3 separate regions of the Homo sapiens genome follow, and regions 1 and 2 are each linked to region 3. The links are chromatin contacts, found by Hi-C or POLR2A ChIA-PET in ENCODE. All regions are on one chromosome and are shown on one strand. The core of a region is the stretch at or near the end of the contact, and the rest is flanking DNA. Distances in the headings are between cores, read along the strand shown.

Region 1 (4,031 bases), core at 1,121-3,620, 72 kb before region 3:
CTAATGTGGCCTCAGTGTTGTCACTCTCTGGGATTCTTTGAACTAGACTCGCATCTCTTAGGTCTGCTCCTTAGAAAGCTTGAGTCATGAAGTTGTCTCTCTAAAACCAGCTCATCTGGGCTTCACAGACTGAAAACTTGAAGTCATGTGTTTGGTTCACAATACCCGGAGGAATATTGACTAAATACACATCCTAATACACATATCCATCCTTACTTAAACTCTCAAGAAAAATATAGGGTCTGTCATTGTATCTGGTAGGATTCGTGCATACGTGGTTAGGAAGAACTTCCCAGATGATTCTAATAGGTCAGACTCTGATTGAGATCCTCTGCTAAATGATCTGAATTTTACCTGGAAGACATCAATAAATATTTGGACTTCTGACCTGTATTTGTTCTATGATAGAAACTGCTAGGCTATCTGCCTACCAAACTTTTTCATCCTTTTTTCCCTAGTAATAGAGTGTGCTGGGCACATGTCTACCTAGACAGGAGTTAAATTTCCCACTCCTCCTGTAGTTAGTTGTGGTTCAAGAGACTGAGGTTTCACTAATAAAAAGTAGAAGTGATGTTTACTGCTTCTGGGCTGGGGCTCTTAGGATAGTGAACAGCCTTCTCCATGGCCTCTCTGTACCCTTCCTGCTAGCTGACCAGGGCAGCTTTGGAAGCCACATGTTGAAGCTGGCAGAACCATTGTCAGCCCAAGGCTCTGAAAGCACAAATGAAGCAGAGCTGACAGCCAACCTGAAACACTCACCCCAGACTGGTACACGAGAGGAAAATGAGCTTCTGTTCCTAAGTTATATACAATTTTTGCCTGATCTTGTCTTACCTTGATTGTTTTGATTGAAATTCATGCTGCCAACAATGCAGTGGCAACATTTTTGTCCCCAAAGCAAATAGTTCCAGGTTATGTTAACTTTCCCAAAGGTTGGAAACACTACCTAGGAGAGGTCTATCAAATATGACTATTCCAGGATATAAATAGAGCATGGAGCAGACAGGTGGCTTGACTAAGCTGGGCCAGTAGGGCTTCAGTCTTCCAGCATGGCACTTTACATCCACTCTCTATCTGACACCTGAATGGTCAACTGCCTTTTCTTATAAACCAGAATATCAGGGAGTGTCAGAAGTTTCAAACTCTGAAAGATGCACTGAAGATCAAAGATGTAACTTATGTCTTTGAATTCATTTAGCAGCTGCCAAATCTGCCATTAAGCAGACTTTAAAATCATATATTTATTGTGTGCAACATGATGTATTGAAGTATATATACATTGAGGAATAGTTAAATCTAGGTAATTAACAAATGCATTACCTCACATACTACTACCTCTGCTTTTTTTTTCAAGAATCCAATATATCATCATTAATCATCACCATGCTTTACAGTACATCTCTTGAACTTATTCTTCCTATCTAACTGTAATTATATGTCCCTTGACCAACATCTCCCCATTCCCCCTCTCCCTAAGTACCCTGGCCTCTGATAACCACCATTTTGCTCTCCACTTCCATGAGACCAACTTTTTCAGATTCCACATATGAGTGAGATCATGCAGTGTTTGTCTTTCTGTGTCTGGCTTAGTTCACTTACCATAATGTCCTCCAGTTCATCCATGTTGTTGAAAATGATAGGATTTTGTTCTTTATTATGGTGGAGTCATATTCTATATATGTGTATATATACCACATTTTCATTATCCATTCATCTGTTGATGGACACTTAGGTTGATTCCATATTTTGGTTATTGTGAATAGTGCTACAATAAACATGGGAGTGCAGCTGTCTCTTCAGCATACTGATTTCATTCATTTCCTTTGGATGTATACCCAGTAGTGGGATTGCTGGATCTTATGGTAGTTCTATTTTTAATATTTTGAGGAACCTCCATATTGTTTTCTGTAATGGCTGCACTAATTTACATTCCCACCAACAGTGTGCAAGAGTTCCCTTTTCTCCACATCCTCACCAACACTTGTTATCTTTGTCTTTCTTATAATAGCCATTCTAACAGGAGTGAGATAATATCTCATTGTGGTTTAGATTTGCATTTCCCTGATGATTAGTGATGTTGAGCAGTTTTTTTCAGAAACTTATTGACTGTTTGTATGTCTTCTTTTGAGAAATACTTGTTGGGATCTTTTGCACATTTTTAAATTGGGTTGTTTTCTTCTTATTGAGTTGAGTTCCTTATATATTTCCATATTAATCCCTTATCAGATGTATGGTTTACAAATACTTTCTTTCATTCTGTAGGCTGTCTCTTCACTCTCTTGATTGTTTCCTTTGCTGTGCAGAAGCTTTTTAGTTTGACGTAATCCCATTTGTCTACTTTTGCTTTTGTTTTCTGTGCTTTTGGGGTTATAGCCCAGACCAGTCTTGTTTCCCCTGTATTTTCTTCTAGTAGCTTCATGGTTTCAGTTCTTATGTTTAAGTCTTTAATCTATTTTAAGTTGATTTTTGTATATGATGAGAAATGAGGGTCTACTTTCATTTTCCTGCCTGTGGATATCTAGTTTTCCCAATATTGTTTATTGAAGAGACAGTCCTTTTTCCCATTGTATTTTCTTGGTGTCTGTTGAAATCAGTTGACTATAAATGCATGGATTTACTTCTGGAATCTCTATTCTGTTCCCTTGGTGTATGTGTTGCTTTTTATAGCAGATTTTTGTTTTTGGAGGAAATCAGGTAGATTTCCCAGCAGCCAGAAGATGCTGAGAACTTGCTGAAATTCAGACTTACCCAAGAATGGCCCCCAAAAGATATTAAATAAAGAGATGGGAGGATCTTTTTTAATGAATTATCTGTCATTTAGTTATTTCTGTATATGAGCAGGTAACTCAAATACTACAGCTCTGCCTTATTGCCATATTACTACTGGCTGACCTTTAATAACCATTCAAGACCCTGAACATGATTATACAGACTTCTGGTAGCCTGATTAATAATAAGACCCATTCCTACACACACCAGTCATTGGAACAAATGTGCATGGACCAGATACATCCAAAATTCCAAAGTGGAGAATAGATTTTCTCCTAATCCACAAGGACTGATAGATTGCCATTATGATGGATTTCACCATGAACCTGCCTCCCTCCCACAGCTACAATGGGTCTGCCCTTACTAAGATGGTAGAACACAGAGAAGCACATAATAGTTACAGAGTTTTCATACTCTGTTCATTAGGGAGATTCCTCCCTATACAATTAATGCTTGAACTCTGATTCCAGGTATCAATTTATATGATGAATCTAGAAGGCACAGTTCAAAATCTTGTGTGTCCAGAATCATCCATCCTGGGATCCTAATCTTCATGCTGATTGTCCAATGTAACATGTTAGTAGAATCCTGGCCCCTTCTACATATAACCTGCCATTCCATGTATCTCAACACTGTTAAACCTAACATATAATGATTTAAAACCCTCCTCAATACAGAAAATCCTACAGCTTCTTTCTCTATTTTTTATTGCACCTCCAAATACTACAACTTCAATATCTGGCAGGTACCTGGAAAAACTGCCAGTTATTCAAGAAGATTTGTAAGATACCCTTTTTATGTCAAGAGGCAATTTGGTGCTAATTCTTATAGACCTGGTCATCAGGAAAGCAGTCTGAATGGAAGAAACCTTATTTTCCAAGCACGAATATAGAATCTTTCCTATAAAAGGATCTGGGGACCACTCTTTTGAACTATTTTAAAACAAGCAAACAAAAATGATGGCATTCCATTTCTAATATCCTGTGCTTGTAGGCTCACCCTGGCTTTCACTGCTCCCCATCACAACTGCCCCTCAGAAATTCTGCCCTCACATCCATTCTCAGCCTAGTCATCACAGCCTTAGGCAGACAGAGAGTATATAGGAGTGGACTTTACCATCCCAGAGGACAATAATCCTTTTCAACACCTGATTCAAGGGAAAGGTATGGGCCTCAGCCTACCTCTCACCTGGACAATTCCTTGGCCATGCTAGTGTATACCATCTGATAAATCCAGAATGGCCTTGAGACCCACTGAACAGG
Region 2 (4,159 bases), core at 1,396-3,895, 74 kb after region 3:
CGTATAATGAGGGAAAAAACACAAGGGCTAAGCAACTACCAAAATTCATATCCAAACTAGCTGGTAGCATATCTGGGTCTAGAACTCAGGTCTTGAGTCCCAATCTAAAGCTCTTCTCCTACTACCTTATTGCCTCTGTATATTTTAATTATTTGTATTCTGCTGGGAATTGAACATTTAATTGAGTCTCTGTGCTAGGTTTTGAAAACTGGTCTAAGCTGCAGAAATAATTCCCTGTCATCAACATTTTTGCTCTACTGCTCTTATTTACCATTGTCTCTGTAGTCACCTTCTAAGTATTCAAAATCTACCTTATGATCCTTAATAGTAATGTACTCCTTTTGAAGTGAAAATAATACCCTGTTGGCACACCCTTTGTAAGAAAGGTACTTTTTAGTTATATTTTCCATAGTGGAAATGGATGTATTTTTTCTGTTTTTCACCCTGAGGTACAGCAATCCCAAGGGTAATGGCAAGGTACCTAGGACCCATAGGCTAGCAGGAGAAACATGGCACATCTTCCTAGAGCATTAATTTAGTCAATGGCAAGTATTTTTAACCTTTTTCTTTAACATTATAGCACACATCAATATTTATAGAGTACAATGCAAAATTAGAATAAAATTGTTAAGATAAATAGAAGTCTTCAAAGAAATCACCTGCTTGTAACTGAGTGCTTCAGACTAACATCCTCAAAAGCATACTACGTCTTTTTCAGTTCCAACATGCTGATTCACCTGCCTTCCCACATACGTTCACTCTTCTTTGCCTTTAAAGATAACTTGATGAAAACAATTAGATAAAACGTGCCTTAACCTTTATTACACTCTCTGGCCTTTTCTCTTCCTAAAGGTGTCATGTAGAGGAAACATCTTGGGGTTTGGAATCACTGAGACATGAGTTCGAAACTTAAAACCAAAACTTTCTAGATGTGGGACTTCCATACTGTGATCCTCAGGTTTTTTAGCTGTATAATGGAGATGTTATTGGGTATGCCATAGGCTATGTTAATGATTAAATGGGAGACATGTGAAGTACCAAATGCGGTATGGGGGGCATAGGCAGCACTAGAGACATGAGAGTTGATTGTGATCACATAAATCACAATTACTTATTTGTCAGACGGCAGGCAGAGGTCAGGGGCATGGGGTATGGCCAGGGAAAAGAGAAAGTTATTGGTCCAAGAAGGGTTGCCTCATGTCTTGGCTTCTGGAACATTGAAATAAGATGTAAGAGTGAAGGACACATATGCACACACACACAAACACACATACATGCACACACATGCATGTATACACCCATATACACACACTCACATACCTGCACTTGTGGGGAGAGGGGAGAAGCAAATAATAGGTGAGAAAGATTGGATCATGGGAGAGAGGCTTGAGAAGCTTGAAGCTTTTGAGACATGAGGAGTATGAATCAACCTGTCATAAGAAGACCAAGAGTCATTTTTCCATCTTGTTTTTTCCCATCAAACACTAGTTTATGTGTAAAAAAGATAAGGAAACAATTGGGATATGATTTTTTTTTCTCCCACAGACACTTTGTTTTAACTCTAGTCTTTATTTCTTCTCAAAACAACTGTGGCAAAACTGGTTATTTGTGATGTCAAGATCAGAAAATACATAGTGCCAGAATTTTCGTGACTCTTGGATTTTGCCCTAAATTTGAACTTTTTTATTTTCCAGTTTGTTTTCCCACTTCCTGTTTCCATGGCCAAGAGCTTTAAAAAGATCAGAAAGTAATTATCATATAATACTAAGCTCATAGGAAAAATGGTTTTATGAGTCAGGTGCAAATTAATCAGAATTACATGTCTTAAAACATTTTCAGGAGGCTATATATAACTTTTCAGGCAAAAAAATGGGTTTGGTTCATCTGAGCTGTAGAAACTACAGTCAGTTGATGAAACCAGCCAATAAATTCCTATACTCTGTGTGCATTATGCTTGTAAGTGTCTCCCACACACACCCACAGTGCAGGAGGCCCAAACAACAGTTCTATGTGGATCCCCCTTCAGTCTGCCTCTTCCAGGGAAGAATTGAAGAGAAGCCAATTGTTCTGAAGATCAGAAGAGGGTTGTGCTTGGCTGCTGGCCTGTGGAAGAGAGAGAATGAATTCCATACCCTCCTCCAGAGAAGATATTCCGCCCACCTCTGTTCAGCTGCCACCTGCAGCTCATGCCACTGATCTCACCACACTTTAGGAATGAGAAAATAAGCGTCCCAGTATCACCTCCTCTAGCTATGGAGAAGATGACTTCATTCTATCTTTCAGTAACATTTCCGTGAGTTTCTTGATTAAGCCTATAAGGAGTTTTGACATCTTTATACTTAAAATAATTTTAATGTTATTTCTAAAAATAAAAATATCGAAGATAAGTGAGAACCTCCCTGAACTGCATCCCCTCATGACTGTATCCTACTTTTCACTCAGATATACTTCTCTGGGCCTCTCTTCATTACACCTTTTGAGAATATTCAGAGATATCTACTCCTTTAAGGAACTGGAACTGGTTGGAGGTGACAAAGCTCTCAGACATGCTGACTTTTTTTTTCTTCCCTGCTAAACATCTCTGAACATTGCATCACAGCCAGATCTGCCATGGTACGTTCTTATCTAGCTTAAAGGCATCATTGCTGGCCTGCCTTGGAGAGAAGACCCACTGATCTTCTCAACAGTGTATGACTAAAGCATAGAGGAAGGAAAATGCTGACAGTTGTGATTAAAGACAGGGGTGGTTTAAACTGGATGCAGGTAATTGTCAGGGCTAAAAGCTTAGGCTCAATGAATCATGCTTTCCTCAAAGAGAACTCATTAGTTATGGGGCCCTTAGGAACTTGTTCTACTTTATGGAACCAGGATAAGGTGAAAAGAGAGGTATGGAAAGGGGAACTAATAAGTACCTTTTGAGCATTAGCTTACAAAGAAACTGTGGGTATTTGCTTTCACATAGTAAAGAGTTAGATAAATTTGCTTCTCTACTGAATTGACTGTCATTTTATAGATACAACCATAATTAGGATCATTTGTTTTCATGATATGTACTTTTGGATGACAATTGTCAGTCCAGAGGGTCAATAACTGAGGCCAAGAGCACTTGGCATGTGGAATGAATCATTGGTGCCTATCTCCCTTTTAACAGGAGAGATAAGTTGAGAATTTGAGGCTAGGTGCGGGATTTCCTAAGACTCTTCCTAGCCAGGGGCAGTGGCTTACAGAATGTGTTAAGTAGAGCATTTCCTCATTCAACAAGTATTTACCGAGTTGGGCACTGTGCTAGATGCTGGGAGTAAACAGAAGAGGCATATCCCTAACCTCATGGAGTCTCTAGATCAGCAGGAGGGAGGCACATCAAATATTTGCCCTGGCAGCTGGAACACCCAGACTTTCTATGGGCCCCCACCAGCTTCAGTAAGAGCTCTGGTTTCTCAACTGTCTGTCAAGAGTGTCTTCAAAGTCTGGCTCACTGGCAGGCTGTATCATTATCACCTGGGAAGCTTGTTTACAATGCATATTTCTATGACTAATCCCAGTTTTAAAAAATAAAAATCTCTGGCTTTTTAGCAAGCTTTCCTAAATATTTCTGATGCCATAAATTCTATCTTTGCACATTTTAACAGTGAGTGATAAGGCTTTACAATGTTTCTGCAAGAGGGAACACATGAGAAAGTGTGTTGGTTTGTGGAGAACACTAGATTTGTGGTTTCCAGATGCAACTTTAAACGTTGGTTCCTCTAGTTACAACTTTGTTTTTGAGTCTTAATTTTTTCATCTTTTAGCTTATTGAAGGGTTCATGTAATAGTGCCAAGTCCAGAGTCTGTGCTTACTTCTTTTGGCTTCTGTATTTAATTAGTAACTAGTTACTCATAAACAATGTTAAAACAGAAGCCATTGACAGGGAGAAGAAATTTGTAATATTTGTAAATAATAGATAAAGTACTATTGTTCACAATATATTTTAAAAGAATTTCTACAAATCAGTAAGCAAAGACAAATAACCACCTAGAAGAATGTGCAAAGGATGTGAACAGGCAAGTCATAAAGAAGGCAATCTGAACCGGAACAAACTCAATAATTTACAAGAAGATGAAAATTAAAACAACACAGGACACCTTTTATTGTAATATGTCAGACTGGCAAAAATTAAGA
Region 3 (3,849 bases), core at 1,222-3,721:
ACTTGTTATTTGTCTATTCAGGTTTTGGATTTCTTTATGGTTCAATCTTGGTAGGTTGTATGTGTCTAGGAATTTATCCATTTCTTATAGACATTCCCATGTATTGGCATATAGTTTCTCATAATAGTCTGTAATGATACTTCAAATTTCTGTGGTATCAGTTATAATGTCTTTCTTTTCATTTCGATTTTATTTACTTGGGTCTGCTCTCTTTTTTTCGTAGTTAATCTTGCTAAAGGTTTGTCAAGTTTGCTTATGTTTTCAAAAAAACAATTTTTCATTTTGTGGGTGTTTAGTATTTTTTTAGTCTCAATTTTATTTATTTTTACTCTGATCTTTATTTCTTTATTTCTAATGATTTTGAATTTGGTTTGCTCTTGCTTTTCTAGTTCTTCATTAAGGTGCATTATTAGGTTGTTTATTTAAAGCTTTTCTCCCTTTTTGATGTAGATGTTTATTGCTATAAGCTTCCCTCTTACCTCTGCTTTTGCTATATCCCATAGATTTTGGTACATTGTGTTTTCATTTTTCATTTGATTCAAAAAATTTTTTAAATTTTCTTTTTAATTTCTTCATTGACCTAATGGTTGTTCAGGATCATATTATTTGATTTCCATGTGTTTATACAGTTTCCAAAGTTCCACTTGTTATTGATTTCTAGTTTGGTTTTATCATATTTAGAAAACATACTTGGTATGATTTTATTTGTTTTGAATTTTTTTAGACTCGTTTTGTGGCTTAACATATGATCTATCCTTGAGAATGTTCAATGTACCAATGAGAAGAATGAATATTTTGTAGCTATTGGATGAAATATTCTGTAAATAGCTATTAGGTTCATTTGGTCCATAGTGTAGATAAAGTTCAGCGTTTCTTTGTTGATTTTCTGTATATATGATTATCCAATGCTGAAAGTTGGGTGTTGAAATTCTCAGCTAATTTTGCATTGGGGTATATGCCTCTCTTTAGCTTTAATAATATTTGCTTTGTATATCTGAGTGCTCCAGCATTTGACTTATATATAATTAGAACTGTTATATCTTCTTGCCGAATTGGCCCCTTTATCATTTAATAATGACCTTGTCTCTTTTTACAGTTTTGGTCTGGAAATATATTTTATGTGATATAAATGTAGAGCTACTTTTGCTGTTTTCTGGTTTACATTTGTATGAAATATTTTTTCCCACCTTTTATTTTCAGTCTATGCATGTCTTTATAGGTGGAGTGATTTTCTTGTAGGCAACATATGGTTGAGTCCTATTTTTATCCATTCAGCCACTCTGTCTTTGGATGGGAAAATATAGTTCATTTACATTCAATGTTATCATTGAAGGTAAGGACTTCACTATTGCCATTTTCTTTTCTGGTTGTTTTGTTGGTCCTCTTCCTTTCTTTCTTCCTTCTTGTCTTCCTTTGTGTAACAGTGATTTTCTCTGGTAGTATTTTTTTAATTTCTTGCTTTTTATTTTTTGTGTATCTACCATAGGTTTAAGTCTTGTGGTTGCCACAAGGCTTACAAATAACATCTTATAACCAATTATTTTAAGCTGATGACAACTTAACTCTGCTTACAAACAAGCAAAGAGAAAACTGAAACACTCCACATTTTAATTCCTATCCTGCTTTTAGACTTTTTCTTGTCTCTTTTTATGTCTTTTATGTTGTCTATCACTTAAAAAGCAGTCATAGTTGTTATTTTTGGTAGGTTTATCTTTTACTCTTCTTGCTGAAGTGCTTTCTTTTATGGATAATTGTTCAATTTGGTGTTCCTGTGGGGAGACAATTGCTAGAGAGTATTTTTCAGCCATCTTGCTCCACCCCTACATATTATTTTATATAATAAATATAATAATATAATCGCTTTATATTTTTGCCTCATCTGTTTGATCACAGCCTCCTTGGGGGCAAGGAAAGTTCAGGTTCTAAGTCTAGTGTTTTTTTTTTTTCTATATTACATTTACCCTACCATTTCACATATGTCATGGACCTTGGATTTTAAAACACAGAATGTCCTTCTGTTATTGATAATAATTACCAGCTTTATTATATAGTAAAGGTTACTTAATGTGTCCTTCGTCTCTATGAAAGGGAGTATTTATAATTTTTTTAATGAGATAACCACCTCATTGCATTTTAATTGCCAGGGATCCTCTGTTTGTAAAAGTCAACATCAAAAGAAGATATCTTATAGTTATAATTGCTCCTTGGCAGAAAGGTTACCACGGATGCTGGAGAACATTCATGGTTAATTTTGTAAAACCATGGCTAATGGGACAAATCACTCAGCCATGGAGACTGTGCAAGCTGAAAGAATATAAAGAGCTGCAAAGGGAGAAGCAGGTTATGGGCTCTGTCCCTGGGCTTCCGAGAGGTTCATGTCAAAGAGAAAGCAGGCAGATGTGACTCACTCAGTCAGCTGTGGGTGGTGGTGGCCTCAGCTGTCACAGCTGGGCTGACATCAGCAACATGTGATTGATATCAGTGCAAAGGCAGCTCCCAGCCAGCCAGGAGTGTGTGGCAGGAACAACCAGGGCTTGAATCCTGTGAACAACCAGGGCTTGAAAGTCTTCTGTTGGGGACAACAAATAGGAGCAGTGAACCCTCTCTTGCCTCCCAAAGTCTGACTAGGCTCAGGGACTTGGAGAGTTCATCTCAGAGGTGTTGTGACTTGTCCTAGATGACACAGAACATTAGAGGTCAGGCTGGGACTAGCAACTGGATCATCAAACTCCCAGGCCAATGCTGTCTTCATAGACCGCCCAGAAAAGGAAGACATGAGCAGATTTTTAAGAAGTTGTAAAATCAGGTTAAAATCAACCTGACACTTGAACAGCTTGCTTCTTCAAAACAAAAAAATGGTCTTTCAGGTATTCAGTAACTGCAGTGATTTGACACAGCAGCTTATCATTATTTCCTAGAGGTGATTCTTGTAGTTTAACCCAGAGAAATATTTCAGTAGTGCAGTCATCATGTATTTGCTGATCTTTATTGATGTATAAGAAACAACAGCAGTGATACATGCAAAAAGGAGATTTAATTGGGGAATCTTTTCCCATGTAAGCAACACTGTGCCATTCAAACAAGAAGCAGTAGTGCATAATTAAATCTATAATCATTGAAAAAATCATTTTAAAAGATAATAAACAGCTTGAATTTGGTAAACACTTCACTTATTCAAAATACTTTGATGAATTCTATCTCATTTGATCTTCACAGCTACTTCTGTATAACTTAGGAGAAAGTAGTAGTCACCTATTTTGTAGATGAAGAATCTGAAACCAGAGCACCTTGGCAATTTGCCCACAATTACACAGCGGTTACTACTAGAGCCAGGACTAGAATCTTGATTCTTTATTTAGTGCTTTTGTGTAATAAAGTTCACAATGTCCTATCTGAAATTTTGAAATACAAACAATAGCCTAAGTTTATTTATTTTTTTCTTTTCTAACTTATTTGATGGTAAAACTACCTGTTCTGAATGACTTTTGGTAACAAAACCTGTTTTGAGATGACAGGAAGCTCTGTGTTGTTCTCTTTAGGGAGAAGATTCATGTTTCAGAGCAGAAATGTTAATGCGTTCAGTTACAGGATGCTGCCCCAGACCAGTGTGTTCTGTTTGTTATATGAACCATATTGTCTTTCTAAAGTCCAAAAATTTTCTGAATTCAAAAGCGCATCTGAACAGAAGAGCTTTGGATAATAATTGAAGTAGACTGCCTGTGTCTTCTTCTAGTGAGGAAATGAGATGTTTACATTAATTAGATATTCTGGTTTATAGTCACCATAGGTACAATATGTGTATTGCTAATATTGAACAAATGAGACTGTGATGAAATCCCCTTAATATTG

Evidence for each region. A loop is a pair of places that touch in the nucleus more often than their neighbours do. ChIA-PET counts read pairs that join two places held with the same protein, here RNA polymerase II (POLR2A). Pooled maps may share reads with other maps.
Region 1: a pooled map shows a loop between it and region 3 (3-fold over the local background). The contact joins two enhancer-like sites. A Hi-C loop is called at or near these places in 4 of 50 pooled maps. POLR2A ChIA-PET finds 5 or more read pairs at or near these places in 2 of 52 experiments (AG04450 and OCI-LY7).
Region 2: a loop to region 3 is called in a map of naive thymus-derived CD4-positive, alpha-beta T cell, with 2.7 times the contacts of the local background. The contact joins two enhancer-like sites. A Hi-C loop is called at or near these places in 1 of 168 maps with a recorded cell type or tissue (naive thymus-derived CD4-positive, alpha-beta T cell) and 5 of 50 pooled maps. POLR2A ChIA-PET finds 5 or more read pairs at or near these places in 2 of 52 experiments (OCI-LY7 and activated CD8-positive, alpha-beta memory T cell).

What each region holds. Positions count from the first base shown.
Region 1 is chr4:81,795,315-81,799,345 of GRCh38, reverse strand. No RefSeq gene overlaps it. Among named protein-coding and RNA genes, the nearest start is that of RASGEF1B, 330 kb to the right of the region's middle. Within about 2 kb of position 2,370, at least 2 of the 41 ENCODE cell types and tissues checked have a DNase peak (open chromatin) inside an H3K27ac peak, as active enhancers do.
Region 2 is chr4:81,650,182-81,654,340 of GRCh38, reverse strand. No RefSeq gene overlaps it. Among named protein-coding and RNA genes, the nearest start is that of RASGEF1B, 180 kb to the right of the region's middle. Within about 2 kb of position 2,645, at least 4 of the 41 ENCODE cell types and tissues checked have a DNase peak (open chromatin) inside an H3K27ac peak, as active enhancers do.
Region 3 is chr4:81,723,838-81,727,686 of GRCh38, reverse strand. No RefSeq gene overlaps it. Among named protein-coding and RNA genes, the nearest start is that of RASGEF1B, 250 kb to the right of the region's middle. Within about 2 kb of position 2,471, at least 3 of the 41 ENCODE cell types and tissues checked have a DNase peak (open chromatin) inside an H3K27ac peak, as active enhancers do.